Linked DNA regions of Homo sapiens: region 2 is linked to region 1. The links are chromatin loops, found by intact Hi-C in ENCODE. Cell type or tissue: chondrocyte. All regions are shown on one strand. Region 1 overlaps USHBP1 (USH1 protein network component harmonin binding protein 1). Region 2 overlaps MYO9B (myosin IXB).

Region 1 (2,500 bases):
TATAAAGATATTTAGGAGGCTAAAGTGGGAGGGTAACTTGAGCTTGGGAAGTGGAGGTTGCAGTGAGCTGAGATCACGCCACTGCACTCCAGTCTGGGTCACAGAGTAAGACCTTGTCTCAAAAAAAAAAACAGGCCAGGCGTGGTGACTCATGCCTGTAATCCCAGCACTTTGGGAGGCTGAGGCGGGGAGGATCACCTGAGGTCAGGAGCTTGAGACCAGCTTGGCCAACATGGTGAAACCCCCGTCTCTACTAAAAATACAAAAATTGGCTGGGTGTTGTGGCACATGCCTGTAATCCCGGCTACTCGGGAGACTGAGGCAGGATAATTGCTTGAACCTGAGAGGCGGGGGTTGCAGTGAACCGAGATCGCGCCAACAACAAGATCGTGCCCGGGCAATAAGAGCAAAACTCTGTCTCTAAATAAATAAATAAAACACAAAACAAAACAAAAAGGAGGGAGACTGAAGCTGGAATGGTTCAGATTCAGGGTGTGGATGACGAGTTGCTACTAACTCAAAGCTAAGGTCAAGGGTTTCTGGACTCCATGTGGTCGAGCTTGCCTGTAATCCCAGTATCTCAGGAGGCCGAGGGAGGAGGACTGCTTGAGCCCAGGGGTTTAAGACCAGCCTAGGCAAAATAGGAGAGTCTGTCTCAAAAATAAATAAATAAAATAAGGTAAAGGGTTTCTGGGTGGGGGACAGGCATAGCAAAGGTAATAGTCTGGGACTCAGGGGGCGTTGTACTTCAAGAGAAACTCAGAATGAATGCCAATGGTGGCCAGTTCCAGCTTTCTCCTGGGGGCCCAGGAGCTGTGGGACGTGTCAGGTTAATAGCAGGCAATGAATTAGCATGTCATTTGCATAAGTCACATCTCCCTGCCCCTCCACACCAGGACTGGCTGAGTCTGGGAAAGGGGAGCTTGGAACGACCCAGCCAAGCTTGGATTAGTGGCCAGCTGTCCCCCTTCAGGGTGGCAGCTGAAACCCGAGACAGGGATTAGAAAGACTTTCATTCCCAGCCTTGGGGGCAGGTGCTCCAGGCCTCACCTGTGCAGGTGTGTTCACCGCCTCTCCCAGGGCAGGACCACGTCAGCCTGAGGTCAGCGCCAGTCAGCGGCCTGGACTTGAATCCAGTCAACCTGACCCCAGAAACAGAACAAGAAGTATGGTGGCGAGCACAGTCCCCTCCAGCGAGGGCTGGGGCTAGTCACCTTCCGACCCACACGCTGTCCCTGGACTTGGGCCAACTTTGAAGAAAGCAGGGAAATGGAGGCAGACCACCTTGCTCGTGTTGGGGTGGGGCAGAGAAGCTGAATTTCTTCCCTGTACCCTGCCGAGCCCCAGAGTCTAAGACCTGAGTTCCTGGTCCCACCAGGTTGCCTGTGGAGGGGCAAAGGGAGCCAAGGTCACATGTGGGAGGACGGAGACAGGTTCCCAGGCTGCCCCAGCAGGATCTGGCCATTCCCACGGGTGCCCCCTCAGCAGATGGGCCTAGGCCCCTTTGTCCCTGGTTTGCGGCCGCCGCAAGGTCAAATGTTACTGCAGGGCCGCGGGCAGGGGTCAGGGAGGCGGGGTAGAGCCTTGATCCACCCCCAGGCGGGCCCCAGGGGGCACAGGGGTGGCCAGGCTACTGGAAGGGGGTGGGGCAGCCTTTGGGACTGGAACTACTGGAGTTTCTGGGATCTGCGATGGTCTTTCTTCCCCCATCTCCCACCCAGCTCTCAGCTGCCTCGCAAGACTTGTCTCCCCCAAACCTAGTTCTTTGCTCCCTCCCCTTCACAATCCCCTCAAGATTCCTTGAGTCTTCTCTCCCTCTTCTTTTTTTTTTTTTTTTTGAGACAGGGTCTTGCTCACGCTGGAGTGGAGTGACGTGACGTGATTATAACCCACTGCAGCCTTGAACACCTGGGCTCAAGACGGGTCTCACTTTATTGCCCCGGCTGGTCTTGAACTCCTGGTCTCAAGAGATCCTCCTGACTTGGCCTCCCAAAGTGTTGGGATTACAGGCGTGAGCCACAGCGCCTGTCTCTCATCTAAATCTCTTTTCAATCCCTTCTGAGACCTCCACCCCAATGCTCCCCACCAAAGATCCTAGCAGGTCCAGGCAAGGGGCCTAGGATCCCTGCCCTCATCCCAAATTACCAGTCACATTCCCATGCAGCCTCAGAACCAAAGGGTCGTCTCTGCCCACCCACGCCTTCCTCTCTCCCAGCAGGGATTACATCAGGCTGTGGGCAGAACCCGACTCTAGACCTCGGGAAGTCCTTGCTCATGTCTAATCCTAGTCCTTCCTGCTTTTCGTGTTTACTAACGCCTCCTCCTCCACCTCCCAGGCAGCCAGAACGTCCCTGGAGCAGGTTGAGAGGCCCAGGGCTGGGTGTGCCTGGCTCTCCCAGAACCTCAGTTTCTTTTTAAGTGTTGTAAGATCTCTAAGAATCTTTCCCCCTACTCCAGGGAGGGCAATTCTTCAAGTCTCATCAGGGCTCTGGGAGGCAGA
Region 2 (2,500 bases), 170 kb after region 1:
CATGTTGGCCAGGCTGGTCTCAAACTCCTGACCTTAGGTGATCCTCCCACCTCGGCCTCCCAAAGTGCTGGGATTACAGGCGTAAGCCACTGCACCAGGCCTCTCACCTCTCTTTAGTCACCCCTGAATGTATGAGTGTGAGATCTGGAAAACAGGGAGCGTCCAAAATTGATGTGGCCAACCAACCTGCTCACCCTTAAAGTGTTTATTTAAAGGAGTGAGAAGAGACAAAATGGACCTATTCTCTATTGACACGATCATTTCCCTCCAGGTTCCTATATTATCTAAAAATGTAAGTTGAGGCCGGGCACGGTGGCTCACATCTGTTATCCCAGCACTTTGGGAGTCCGAGCGGGCTGATCACCTGATGTCAGGAGTTTAAGACCAGCCTGGTCAACACAATGAAAGCCCATCTCTACTAAAAATACAAAAAGTAGCTGGGCGTGGTGGCGCACGCCTGTAGTCCCAGCTACTCGGGAGGCTGAGGCAGGAGAATCACTTGAACCTGGGAGACAGAGGTTGCAGTGAGCTGAGATCGCGTCACTGCACCCCAGCCTGGGTGACAGAGTGAGACTCTGCCCCCGCCCCCAAAATAAATAAACAAATAAATAAAAATGTAATTTGAATTTGTCCTTTTCTCAGTATTATGGGCTGAGCTGTGTCCACCACTCCCCTCCACAAAGAAATATTCACATATTGAAATCCTAAACCTCAGAACTTCAGAGTATGAGTATATTTGGGATTTTTTTTTTTTTTAAGAGATGGGGGTGTCGTTCTGTCACCCAGGCTGGAATGCAGTGCCATGATCATAGCTCACTGTAGCCTCAAACTCCCAGGCTCAAGCGATCTGTCTGTCTCAGCTTCTTAAAGTGCTGGGACCACAGGCATTCACCATCATGTCTAGCTAATTTTAGTATTTTTTTGTAGAGATGGGATCTTGCTATGTTGTCCAGGCTGGTCTTAAACTCCTGGCCTCAAGTGATCCTCCTGCCTCAGCCTCCCAAAGGGCTGAGATTACAGGCGTGTGCCACCAAGCCTCGCCTAGAGACAGGGTCTTTATGGGGATGATTCAGTTAAAATGATGTCATTAGGGTGGGCCCCCTTCCATATGACTGCTGTCCTCATAAGAGGAAATTTGGACACAGAGACAGGCACAGAGGGAGGACGATGTGAAGACCCAGGGGAAGACGGCTATGTATGAGCCAACAGAGAGAGGCGTGGAACAGATTCTCACAGCCCTCCGAAGGCACGAACCCTGCCAACACCTTGATCTTGAATGTGATCTTAAACGTCTGGCCTCTAGAACTGCAAGCCAATATACTTCTGTCGTTCTGGCCACCCAGCGTGCGGTTCTGTTACAGCAGCCCTAGCAAACTCAGGCACCCAGCAACAACAGTCATGAAACACCCCTAGCGGGGCTCCTTCTCTTGCACATACAGCCCTGTGCAGCAGGGCAGAGATGGGTTTTAAACAAGTGAGTCAGACAAGGATATCTTATTCATCACTCCGACGAACCCATGGGCTGAACCCTTGAATCACTACTTTATTTATCATCGGGCTCGGGCTCAGAAAGTCTCGCTGAGGAAATGAGTAGAACCCAAACTCGTCAGCTGCATTTCTGAAACATGCCTAATCTCTGAGGCTCTTTCCCAGCCACGATAGAAATTGAAAGGGAACGGGGCTCTGGGCTGCGGCGGTGGGCTGGTGTGGAGACAGAGCCCTTTGTTCTGCCACTCCAGGGACCACGAGGGCAGAAGAGAAGGGCTTGTCTTGCTTTGCCGAGAGGCCGCCTGGGGCCGTCTGAATGGCCGGCCGAGCAGGGGCAGCCTGGCACAGCTGGGCTGGGGATGCCGGGCACACAAAGGGCTGGTGGGTGGGGTGTGGGGGCAGCACCCAGAAGGGACCGTCAGTCCCGTGGCCCCAGAGCGTCTCCTCCAATCAAGGTAAAGCAGCAAAGTCACGGTCAAGGAGGGGGCCAAGCAGGGAAGGGGACAGCAAGATGGACCAAGAACAAAAATTCAGCAGTATGTGCTTGGGAACGGGCGGGCGAAAGGGCCCATGGAAGAGATAATGCAGCTTACAAAAGCGACGTTTATCCGGGGCAACCTCCAAAGTAGCTCTTGGGAGAGAATCTAATACCTCTAATCTCAGAAGAAAAGCAACAGATCATTCTAAGACGAGGACAGTTCCTCCAGAAATCCAGGTCAGTCACAAGACAAAGAAAAGACAAGGGCACCCGCTGTCCACCCTCGGGCACGTTGCCTACCCTCCCACAGTCCGTTCCTAACGGTTCCTCCTTTTTATCAAGACCCGCTCCCTCCTGATTAAGAACTGACTGGATGGCAGGATTCAGTTCCTGGTCTCTGCCCCTGTTCCCACTCTTAGTGGCAGTTCCTCAGGGGCTCCACAAACACCAAGGACCCACCAAGGCAATGATGGGCCCTAGAGGGGAACCAGGTTTTACTAATGAGCATCACATTTCACCTGGCGGGGGAGGTGA

The links. Peaks named below come from ENCODE experiments on the same cell type or tissue, not always from the same donor. Only the 100,000 strongest peaks of a DNase experiment are listed, where the experiment ranks them.
Region 2: it touches region 1 in a loop (4-fold over the local background); 27 of 110 quality-filtered maps call a loop at or near these places.

Annotation. Positions count from the first base shown.
Region 1 is chr19:17,247,127-17,249,626 of GRCh38, reverse strand. USHBP1 (USH1 protein network component harmonin binding protein 1) reads left to right here. Exons shown (of 13, transcript NM_031941.4): 13 at 1-456. Among named protein-coding and RNA genes, the nearest start is that of NR2F6, 2.5 kb to the right of the region's middle. RefSeq lists enhancers at 1-875, 876-1,825. In chondrocyte, no CTCF peak of the experiment used is centred here; a DNase peak (open chromatin) is centred at 1,510.
Region 2 is chr19:17,079,128-17,081,627 of GRCh38, reverse strand. All of the region lies in intron 1 of MYO9B (myosin IXB), which reads right to left. Among named protein-coding and RNA genes, the nearest start is that of MYO9B, 4.6 kb to the right of the region's middle. RefSeq lists an enhancer at 1,332-1,869 and a silencer at 1,882-1,981. In chondrocyte, CTCF peaks have their summits at 1,149 and 1,357; a DNase peak (open chromatin) is centred at 1,333.